Regions from separate parts of the Homo sapiens genome. Here region 2 is linked to region 1. A link is a contact called in ENCODE Hi-C or POLR2A ChIA-PET data. All regions are on one chromosome and are shown on one strand. Each heading gives the region's core, a stretch centred on a gene start or an enhancer-like site at or near the end of the contact. The rest is flanking DNA. Distances are from core to core; before and after follow the strand shown. Region 1 has its middle 29 kb from the start of MEF2A. Region 2 overlaps MEF2A (myocyte enhancer factor 2A).

Region 1 (5,998 bases), core at 1,319-3,818:
TTGAATTCCTGGCCTCAAGTGATCCTTCCACCTCAGCCTCCCGAACTGCTGGGATTACAGGCATGAGCCACCATGCCCAGCCTTCTTCACATTTCTTGTACTTGGGGGTTAATTGAGTGTTTTGAATTTATAGTGTGAGTTTATATTTTTCATCAGCTTTGAAAAAATTGAGGGTATTATTTCTTCAATTATTTTTTCTGCTCTCTCCTCCTTTGGAGACTTCAATTACACATATAGTAGACCACATGAAATTGTTCCACAGTTCACTGAATCTCTGTTAATCGTTTTTTTATTCTATTTTTTCTTCTGTGTTTCATTTTGGATAGTTGCTGTTGCCATGTCTTCAAGTTCACTAAACTTTTCTTCTGCAGCATAAATCCTGTCCCAACTACTTTTCATCTCAGACATGGTAGTTTTCATCTCTTAATTCATGTGTGTGTGTGTGTGTGTGTGTGTAATATCTACCATATATCTACTTAACATGTTTAATCTTTATCTTCTGGTACACACGAAATACAATTATAATTACTATATTTATGTCCTTGGCTAGCAACTACATCATCTGTGTTATTTTGGGGCCAGTTTCTATTGATTAATTTTTTTCTCATCATGGGTCATAGTTTTCTGCTGTTTTGCACGCCTGGTAATTCTGAGATACCAGCATTATCAATTTTACATTTTTAAGTGTTGGACACTTTTGTATTCCTACTTCTATTCATATTCTTGAGTTTTATCCTGAAGTTCAGTTAAGGTACTTGGGTCCAGTTTGCTTCTTTCAGATTTTACTTTCAAGTTTTGACAGGAGGGCCCAGAATAGCATTTAGTCTAGGGTTAACTTTTTCCCCATTACTGAGGTAGAATCTGTGACCACTGAACTGTGAACCCTTCCCTGCTCAGGCTGATTTCCAGCGTTGCTCCCTGTAATCCTTTCAGGGGCTTCTTTCTTCAGCCGTGGGTAGTTTTCTCTTATGCATGTGCTGATCCGTCCATAGCTGAAGACTTACAGGGACTTCCTTGAAGATCTCCAGAACTCTTTCTCTTTGCAGCTCTTTCTTCTTTGATACTATGTCTTGCAAACTCTAGCCACCTCTGTCTCTCAGACTTCCAACTGAAGTCTTCTTAACCAGGGGAGACTAGCAGGCTCCAGCTGGGTTCCCCTGCCTGCACTCATGCCTGGAAACTGTCTTCTGGCTGTACACTTTGGCAATGGTAGGCTTCCCTTTATTCATTTCCCAGCTCTCATGGATCACTACACTTTGTTAGCTGATTTCCAATGTTTTGAAAATAGTTGTTTTGTATATTTGGTGCAGATTTTAAGTTATATTGATGGAGAGTCTCTGACCCATTATCCCATCTCGCCTGGCAGCCGAAGTCTTCAGAGGTAATCAAGTACCAAAGATTTAGTCTAATGTTGAATGTGGATGAAAAAGGAAGTACCATATTTTTATTTTAATGCAGTCATTCTTAAATGTTTTTATGCTGCAGATCCTCTGGCCATCTTGTGAAACCTATGGATTACTTTTGAGAATGTTTGGAAATGCACAAGGTAAAATACAGAGGACTACAGTGGAAATCATTATAGTGGATGTAGTTATTAGAATATTTTTCTAAGTGAATTTGTGCCATAGTAATAGATGTGTTTCTTAATTAATGCATTGAATAACAAGACCTAATAGTGGGTCTAATGAGTTCTGTAATTTTCAAGCAGTAATAAGCATAAGCATTATTTTGAGATATTTACAACAAGGTAATGTAATTTAAATATATCACTACTTCCCATTGCTGACAACGTCAGGGTACTATTGATGTTACTGTGGTTTGTTGCCAACATACATTACAGAAGGCAATGCTAAATTTCAGTCATAGGTTAATAAAAATAAACATCCAATTGCTCTTTCACCCAAGATCAAAGACCCCTGAATTCTGTCCACAGACCCCTGAGAAGTCCGTGGGTCCAGGATAAGAACCCCTATTAATGAATGGAAACTGGAGTGCCTGGGAGTTGTGAGTCTTACACAATTGGCTAAGCTTGTGAACTGACAATGATTTTGTCTGAATCTACCTTGGGAATGTGAGATGCCATGAGGATAATTTTGGCGTGGGTTGGGGGGATAGCATTTACAAGACAACTGGGAGTGTCCTTCATGCCAAGATGGGTCTCCCTACTGTGGTTCCCCACCAAGCAAGTTTGCCCCCACTGCTGAGGAGTCCACCTGTCAAATGGCTTCTTGCCCAACTCCCAGCCTGAAGCTCAAGATTCATCACTCAAAACTGACAAATTGGGCAGGTCTGATGTTTATTTTTGCCTCTGGTCCTTTGGCCAGGCCACACACTCTTGGATTTCTGAATATGCAGTTCTGTTCCTAACCAGTGTGTCCCAACCAGAAAGTCACTGTAATTTTTGGTTTTGTTCCCAATCTCCCTCCAAATGTCATTAGTCATATCCTCCTTCCCATTTCTGCCTTGAATAGGCAGTCATTATGATGAAGCCAGGCTTGTTTCAGAATTCCATGAGAACCACAGTGTCAGGCTGTGACAACTCTGGGGCTGGAAATGGAAAAGGCTGTGATCTGGGGTTGGCTGGCACCGTCCCCGTGAGTCATTATGGAAACACTGTCCCCGGATTCTGCTGAGAGGACTGGGTTGCTGGTGAGTCCATCTGTCAGATGAGATCCTGACCCCCTGACACCTTAAAACGTTCCATAATATGTGGGATGTTGGGCCTTCTGTCTGGTATCCTGGCTACATTAAAATTTGGGTTGTTTTATTCTATTTTTGGTTCCCTTGCAGTTTCCAATGTGTTAAAAAACAAAATACAATTTTTTTCAGATTACAAAAATAATACATATTCATTGTACAGAAATTGAAAAAGGCAGAAAAACATACAGAAGGAAATTCTACCACCCAGAGATAAGGATTTTTTAAAATGTTGCATTTGCTTTCAGATGCTATTTAGATTATAGTTTATAAAATACTTTTGTAAGCTGTGTGCTTTTTAAAACTCTAACAGTATAGCTCACACAGTCTGCCTTATAAAAAGCACAAATTCTATCATTTTTTTCTCTGGAGGAGGCCTTATATAAGACCATCTAGTCTAACACACTCTTTGTAAAAATGAGGCAACTGTGATCCCAAGAGGGTAAGTAACTTGCTCAGGGCTCCCCAGCGTATGAGCCACAGAGTCAGGAATGGGAGTATGGATCTTGTCTCAGCATCCTGCTGCCTCGTGACCTGCCCATGTGCTGTCAGTGTACATCTTCAGACAAGAGCTGAAAGCACTCCGGCCTCTCTGCCTCTTGACCCGGAGGAAATGTAGATGAGTTCCCAGGCTTACTGAATAGGACATTTGCCCCTGCTTTAGACCTTGAGTTAGGGAACTATTTAACATCTTTGAAATTTTCATTCCCTAGGGGAAAGCTTAAAATTTGAGGAAAAACAAAAGGCTCTTTCCCATGCAAAAATTATTTTTGGTTATCATTTGGAAAAGAAAAATAGGCATTACTAACAACTTAATGACTTCACTAATATACCTGCCTTTAAACTTAAGAATAGTTATTTAATAAAGTTTATAAACTCTACTAAAGTACGTACACAATAGTATGTATATTTTATAATATGTGTATTTCCAGGAAATGTGAATTCACCCCAGAAAGTAAGGAGGCTGCCTGTATGGTATGGGATGGGATGGGATGGGATGGGATGGGATGGGATGGTATTAGTATGGGATGGTATGGTATGGGATGGGATGGGATGGGATAGTATTAGTATGGGATGGGATGGTATGGTATGGGATGGGATGGCATTAGTATGGGATGGTATGGTATGGTATGGGATGGCCTAGTAACCGTATGGTATGGCCTGGCATAGTATGGCATGGCATGTTAAGGTAATGGCATGCTATGGTATGATAATGGTATGGTGTGGTGTGGTATGGCATGGGATGGTATGGGATGGTAATGGTATGGTATGGTATAGTGTATAGTATAGTCTGGTGTATAGTGTAGTGTTGTTATATTGATAGTATAGCATAGTATAATATAGTAAAATGACTGTAATTCAGATTTAGGTGGTCTTGGATTTAAATCCTATCTCAGCACCTACCTGGTTGTGTAATCTTGGAAACTGAGCCTCTTTGAGCTTTATTTCATTATCTGTAAAATGAAAATAGTAATAGCAGTTATCCCAAGATATAGATACAATAAATAAAACAATGCATTCCCATTTCCTTTTTAGAAGAAAGTAAAGAAAAGGTAAGAAACGAATTTATGAACTGGTGATTGTAATATTTCTGAATTGTTGATTATGACAATTGCCTACTGCTCATCAGTATTACTGTGCCAAACAGCTGTGATGAGAGGAGCAGGGATAAGGCCTCCCCCTAAGTATGGGTGCCAATTCCAAAAGAAGGAACTGCTGAGAGCCACACTGCCACCCCAACTGGTGAATATTTCACTCTTTACGATCGTCTCCTTCTATAATTTTTAATAAAATAAAAATCAAATCTATAAAAATTACAAAATCAAATATTTCAATTAAATTGAAATATTGGGTAACAGATAATAATCAATTTTTCAGAATACACAAGGACATGAACAACAGGATGTGTTAACTTCAAGGACAAATAATAGGGTCAGACTTCAAGTAGAACATGGTTGAGTAAATCAACATCTTTCACCTTGTCCTCCAGAGAATCCTACAAAAGCAGCAAGGAGAATGAAAAACACCCTACATACTCCACTTTCAGTGAAATCAAGATAGCTAGATATTATATGCAGACTCTAAAATTTGTGCAAGGAATGTCAAGGCGGCTGATATTAAGCAAAAGCTATAAGAAGAATATAAAGAAAAAGGTTCAGAGAGCAGCTAGATGGCCCAGGGTGGGGGTGGGGGTAGCAGAGTTGAAAGTGCCAATAAAAATAGGTAAGAGGCTCTACTCGACGTGTACATATGTGTCTCCTGTTTTCAGTTAAAAAAAAGCAAGAAGTATAGTAAGCAAAGCTGGGCAGCAGAAACACTCTTGGATGGGTCATATGATACAAAAAAGCAAAAAAGGTGGAGCTGCTCAAAGAATCACAAAGATGCGCCTTATCTGCAAGAAACAGTCTGTCTCTGTGGCAGAGCAGAGAAGAAGAAATTCTGTGAGTTGTAAAATTTAGAAGGTTATATTGTCTCCAGTCCACCTCTCCATACCACTCCCCTGCCGGAAACCTTTTGATCCGGGGAAACCCAAGTCATTCAAGATGAATAATTTTTAAAATGAACTACCCAAACACAAATTTAAAGATACCTGCTTTTATATCTTGCTGAAAAAATCAGCAAGATTTGCCAAGAAATAAAGAATACTTATCAGAAAAATGTTGTCATCATGAAACCAGTAAAATGTTGCTTAATATGTTGCCATGAAATTTAAAGATTATTGAAGAAATTTCCTCTAAAAGTAAAACTACAAGGCAAAAATTAATATTAAAAAGCAAAAATATCGGCCGGGGCACGGTGGCTCACACTGTAATCCTAGCAATTTGGGAGGCCGACGCAGGTGGATCACCTGAGGTCAGGAGTTTGAGACCAGCCTGACCAACATGGTGAAACCCCATCTACTAAAAATACGAAAAAAAAAAAATTAGCCGGGCATAGTGATGGGCACCTGTAATCCCAGCTACCTGGGAGGCTGAGGCAGGGGAATCGATTGAACCTGGGAGGCGGAGGTTGCAGTGAGCAGAGATCATGCCATTGCACTCCAGCCTGGAAGCGAAACTCCATCTCAAAAAAAAAAAATCTATCTATCTATCTATCTATCTATCTATCTATCTATCTATCATCTATCTATCTATCATCTATCTATCATCTATCTATCATCTATCTATCTATCTATCTATCATCTATCCATCATCTATCTATCATCTATCTATCTATCATCTGTCTATCATCTATCTATCGTCTATCTATCTATCATCTATCTAATCTATCATCTATCTATCTATCATCTATCTATCATCTA
Region 2 (6,078 bases), core at 2,966-5,465, 170 kb after region 1:
CGGGGGAGCCCAAGATGGAATGCATATTGTCACACATGAATATAACTTTATTACAGATAAGTAACATGATATTGAAGGGGTGAGGAAGCAAGAACCTGGTCTAAGTAACTTTGGAAACTTTTGACTGGATACTGTAAGGTTAGAGACCAACGAAATTGTAGCAAATCACTGTGCTCTAGATGGTAAATTCATCCCTCACATACACAAACACAAAGGGTTGAACATATAAATAAATATAAAATGTAAATAAACAAATGGACATTGTAGATAAAGGCAGCCAGGTTTCTCATGGTTGGAGGAGAAAGTTGCAGATAACCCAGGGGGTTGGGGGTGGGGTCTAGAATGAGCCTGTGTTTCAGGGTTATAGTTGAAGGATTCAGTAAGAGTTTATATGTGTGTGTGTGTGTGTGTGTGTGTGTGTGTGTATATATATATATATAATTTTTGTATTTTTAGTGGAGACTAATTTTTGTATTTTTAGTAGAGACGGGGTTTCGCCATGTTGGCCAGGCTGGTCTCAAACTCCTGAGCTCAACATCTGCCCGCCTCAGCCTCCCGAAGTGCTGGGATTACAGGCATGAGCCACTGTGCCCAGCCAGACACATACGTATATATGTGTGTATATATACACACACACACACACACACACACACATATGTACGTATGTGTCTGGCTGGGCACAGTGGCTCGTGCCTGTAATCCCAGCACTTCGGGAGGCTGAGGCGGGCAGATGTTGAGCTCAGGAGTTTGAGACCAGCCTGGCCAACATGGCGAAACCCCGTCTCTACTAAAAATACAAAAATTAGTCGAGTGTGGTAGGATGCCCCCATAGTCCCAGCTACTTGGGAGGCTGAGGTGAGAGGATCGCTTGAGCCCAGGAAGTCGAGGCTGCAGTGGCCTATGATTGTACCACTGCACTCCAGCCTGGCTGACACAGCGAGACCCTGTCACACACACACAAAAAAGGTACAGTTGTGTGTACATATGAATTAGTATACATCATATATTTCCTAGCTCTGTTTGCTGAGAGGTCTGTGAGGCAATAGCATCCAGTAACTGAACATACCTGGTGCTCAGATTTTAGTTTCAGAACACCATTTTCTAATACAAGGACTCAGGGCTGCTTGGAAAAAAATGGTTTGTTGTAGAGCTGGGGCAGGGAAACGGGATGAGCCGGGGTTGTCAGAGGTTAAGAAAGTGCGTATCAAAAGTCACGGGAGCTGGCCTTTCAAAAGAGTTTCCAGTGGCCAAAACTAGAACAATTTGAGTAACAAAATAACAATAGTATTGGATTATAGCCCAGGGAATAAAAAACATTGAGTCCATTACTGATATAAATAAATGATAGAATAAATAAGGGGAAAAAGGGACAACTCTTCCTTAGAAAATAACTAATTAATAAATGTAGAAAGAATGAGAGAGAGTAAATCAGCATTAGAACACCACAGTACAATGGTAATTGTTGCAGGCAAAGTCAGTGGATAAATGCTAACATAAGTGGGCAAAAAGTTTAAGTAAAAAGCTATTTTGCTTTGTCTCAGAATGTCTCTTCCCCAATATTCATTTCTTACAAAGGGAAAAATTAGAGAATTAGAAATAAGAGAATCCTGGAAAACACTGCCTTAACCGGAGGATCAAGGTTAACATCACCAGTAATGGGACATAAAGACAACATGTGCCTTCCAATATGACATGCTAAGAAAGCCATGTCTCTTTGTGGTATTCTTGCAAAAATCCATGCCCTTCTATCTGATTATGAATGAAAATCAGACCCAAATTGAGAGACATTCTATAAGATAACTGATCAGCACTCTTTCAAAACAAGTTGTCAAGGTCATGCAAAACAAGTTGTCAAGGTCATGAAAAGGAAAGACTGAGGAACTGTCACAGAGCAGAGGAGACGAAGGAGATGTGAGAACTAAAGGCTTGTGGGATCCAGGATCTGATCCTGGGTCAGGAAAAAGGACATCAGTTGAAAGACTGGTGAAATCCAAGTAAAGTCCAAAGCTTTAATTGGTGCTGTATTATTTTTATTAGTTTCGACAACTGCATTGTATTTCCTTGTGATGTTAACAATGTGGAAAGCTGAGTGAGATGTGAGGGAGCTCTCTTTGTAAATGCTGTCTAAAATTATTTCAGAATAAATAGTTTAAAATATATACATACATACATAACAAAGAAATACACCCCAAAAGGGAGCCAAGAAAAAATGGCATTTAGGATGGTCCCATAGCTCACCTTTCAGGTACTGGATATGCAATACTTGCTACTGTCTTTCAGAAATAAACTCTACAAAATGTCATGTAGGGTACAGAAATGTTTACAAGAATTGTTAGTAAACTGCCAATTTAGAGACAAACTCCATTTAAGCATTTTAGCAATTGCTTAATAAAGTTATGTCTGATTGTTAGGAGAGCATGAAGGATCTCCATGGAAAACTCAAAATGTGTCGTATGAACTATTTACACGCTTATTCCTGTATATTAAAGTGAAAACCATATGTTTTACACATACACAGCTATAATGTTAGACAGTATATTTTGGTGTGTACCTTGTGTTTGGAGATATGTAAAGATATCTATAACAAAACAGTTGAATAGCATCTTGCCCACATTGGAGATAGCAGTTGTAGATCAAGTGATTGTTTTTCAGAGTAAGTAATCGGTCCCACCTACTTTACACACACCATTTACAGAGAAACCTTCTTCCAGATTAGGGCTTCATGTATCAGTGGCACTTACAATGACACTTTTCACAGACTGACAGAGAAGCTTAACTTACTCAAGTAAAACAAGTAAAAACTGATTAGACTGTTTCTAGCATGTTAATATTTTCTAAATGTTATGGAGAAAAGGAGCAAAAATGTTTCTTTTTTTTTTTTTTTTTGGACGGAGTCTCACTCTGTCACCCAGGCTGGAGTGCAGTGGCGTGATCTCAGCTCACTGTAACCTCTGCCGCCCGGGTTCAAGCAATTCTCCTGCCTCAGTCTCCTGAGTAGCTGGGATTATAGGCACCTGCCACCGCACCTGGCTAATTTTTGTAGTTTTAGTAGAGACAAGGTTTCACCATCTTGGCCAGGCTGGTCTTGAACTCCTGACGTGAGCCACCGTGCCCAGCCTTATTTCTTTTCTTTACATGACTTATGAATTCATTTCTCCTTCAGTCTCATTTTCTTCAAATATGTGGTTTTTCTCCATTGAAGTCATTTTATTCACATGAAAATATATTTGCAAATGATAAACATATATAAAACTGGTATTTAAAACTCATGTATTTATTAACAAATGTTTGTGTTCCTGTTGTTTTATAACTGCTAGCTCCTGCGGGAAATAAAACATACAGCAGTTTCTTTCTGCCAAGAAGCAGAATTCAGTAGGAGATAGATAACATGTATCACCAGGTGGGGTAATAGTAGGGTGATTAAGATACAGAGTTACAAGTACAGAGTTGATATTCTCACAGTTCCAAATACAGATCGATAGCATGATGAGGAACCCCTTTTAAATACTGTTGCAGTAGCATGACTATGTATAAGAGGCCAGCATGAGAGCAGACCAAGTTGGGGTAGGAGGGTGTCTTTGAATACTGGCCCTAGAGAATTTAAAATAATTTTTCTAGTCTTTTGAAAACTCAACAAGTAGAGACAAGTAATTTATATTTCTATCTGTTGTGTATATAATCGTCTCTTTAGAGTTCCAGACAGCTGCTAGTGTCCAAATATGTTTTTTCTAAAGAAATATTTTGTTTGTGAGTACCAACAGTCTTAGTAACTCTCTTATCCCTCTTATGTGCTGAGTACAGTCGGAGGAAGAGGAATTGGAGTTGGTGAGTGTGGGTTTCTGCTTGAAGGAAGTTGAAAAAGATGTAGAAAGTACTAATTCTCTTACGTGTTGTTATCTAACCAATGTTCCCTTTGTTACACAAATTTTTTTAAACACTATTCAAACACTTTGAATAAAGCAATCTACTGGTACTACAGACTCTAGTTTTTCTATTTATAATTGTATGTGTTGACCCATTTTATTTGTTGGAGGGAACATTGGAATAGAGCCTTTAAAAACAGTAGCTGTCCATGAGCATAGGATACTTGTTAATTTTTTTTTTAAGGAAAGATACAAAATACCTTATATAGCTCTCCAAATTATTGAAATATTTTTAGAAAATGACTTCACCCTCGAAGTTCCTCAGATTGTAACACACGATGTTGTGTTGTTTCTCTTTCAAAAAGATTACATCATTTTTGGTGAGGTCACCTTTTTCAGCGTTGGAATTATTTCATCCTGCATGATACAGCCTGAACCACAAGGGGGTTCCCTGTTTACTAAAAGGAATGTCTGTAATTGAATGTGTATATAAGTTTACTTTTCTATCAGAAGGCGCTCTTTTCTTAAAAGCAACTATTGCCCTTTTTCCAAAACAAACGTTTTCTGTTGGCTTTTCCTCTAGAAAATAAACTTGACTAAAAGCAGCTTGCAGTTGATCTATTTCTTCTTTAGGAACTAAAACCAAAACCTCACAGGAGTCATCATATAATTTCAAAGTCAGCTGCTAATTAAAGGACTTTAAGGGGAATAAAAACTTGAAAATGTTTCTTAGCATGGACAAAGGTTAAGAGTGCATGAAAGCATGGGGGAGGAAGGCATCCGTTGGTTTTAATATTCCATGTTTATGCATGCTGGTGTGTTTTGCACAGTTTGTTTTCTTTTCAAAGAAGGTTATCTGTTCCCCTTAAAATACGAGATTGTTCTTTATTTAGCTTTGTGATCACTCACAGTTTTGGGTGTAGTTTTGTATTGGCCAACTGAAATATTCTAGTCAGCTGTAAATGTTTTGAATTATATTATGAATATCTTTTGGAGAAACACTTTACTTAATGATACCATAATGATCAGTAAATGAGAGTTTATAATTCAAGCTAAAATAATTCACCTTAGGTTAGACCTCACTGTTCAAGGAGTTGTGAATGCGTCCATGAATTATCTAGCACTATACTGCCCTCTTGTGGTTCTGAAAATCACTCACTCTTGTAGAACTCAGTGCCGTTGAGATGAGGAGCTTAGATGAGTGGAACTAGTGTTTGAAGTCTTCACTGCTTTTGAAGACATGCCAGGAGATTGCATGAAGATGATGCCATGGAGTAGGTAGGGTCCAGGCCAAACTATGTCATACTGTATTCTTTCACCTAGTGATTGGACTTATGAAGTTCCAGACTAAATATTAAAGAAGAAATTAAGTCCAAAGTAGATCTCTATCTCGAAAAGTCATTAAATTTATAAACTTGATGCTGAGACTAAAATATATTCCGAACTGGCATACATTGATTTTCCACATTCCTCAGAGTACATCTGTAATTACAGAACCTCAGAGATAAATATATTAGGTCCTTGAAGACTTTAAAATACATACCTAAAAACTTATAAACAGCCATTTATATTATTTAAAACTTAATCAATTAAAAATGCAGAACTTTATGTGCCAGAACCAAAATATAATCAGAAGCACAGTCCGTTACAACTTAGAAAGTTGTTCAGCTTGCCTTGAGCTCTAAAGTATAATTGTGGATGACTCTGATCCGAAGTGCAGAAGGACAGGTGCCCTGGGGCCTGCACTAAAGACTGTACTGTTAAGACCAGCGACAGATTCCTTTAGAAGCCGAGCAATACTAGAACAACTTGACTTCATGAAAGCTGCAGTAGACTAGGCTATGGATTAGAAGGAATAAAAATATGTATCTTTTTTCCCACCAGTTATATAGAAATTTGGGACAGAGGGTTTCTTAGGACAATAAGGATATTATCTTATATTTGTGTAGTACTTCAGTTATGAAAGCACTTCTGACATAGTAACCTCATTTGATTCTCACAGTAGCTGTGCAAGGCAGCCAGGACAAAGATTGCTATATCTTCTTTATTTGACAATGAAGAAGTTCAGAGAGGTCAAATTATTTTCCCAATGCCTAGGAAATGGTGAATCTGGGACAGAAACTCAGGCAATACATCCACATCCACATGATCTTTCTCACATCTTCTAACCTAGGTTAGAAAGTAGAAATTAAAAAGAAATAAACTGAGATCAGGA

The links. Hi-C counts contacts between places; a loop is a spot of excess contacts on that map. ChIA-PET counts read pairs that join two places held with the same protein, here RNA polymerase II (POLR2A). Pooled maps may share reads with other maps.
Region 2: a pooled map shows a loop between it and region 1 (2.7-fold over the local background). The contact joins two enhancer-like sites. A Hi-C loop is called at or near these places in 4 of 50 pooled maps. POLR2A ChIA-PET finds 5 or more read pairs at or near these places in 2 of 52 experiments (CD8-positive, alpha-beta T cell and OCI-LY7).

Annotation. Positions count from the first base shown.
Region 1 is chr15:99,534,348-99,540,345 of GRCh38, forward strand. No RefSeq gene overlaps it. Among named protein-coding and RNA genes, the nearest start is that of MEF2A, 29 kb to the right of the region's middle. Within about 2 kb of position 2,569, at least 12 of the 41 ENCODE cell types and tissues checked have a DNase peak (open chromatin) inside an H3K27ac peak, as active enhancers do.
Region 2 is chr15:99,699,561-99,705,638 of GRCh38, forward strand. MEF2A (myocyte enhancer factor 2A) reads left to right here. Exons shown (of 12, transcript NM_001319206.4): 9 at 3,802-3,825. Among named protein-coding and RNA genes, the nearest start is that of LYSMD4, 31 kb to the right of the region's middle. Within about 2 kb of position 4,216, at least 13 of the 41 ENCODE cell types and tissues checked have a DNase peak (open chromatin) inside an H3K27ac peak, as active enhancers do.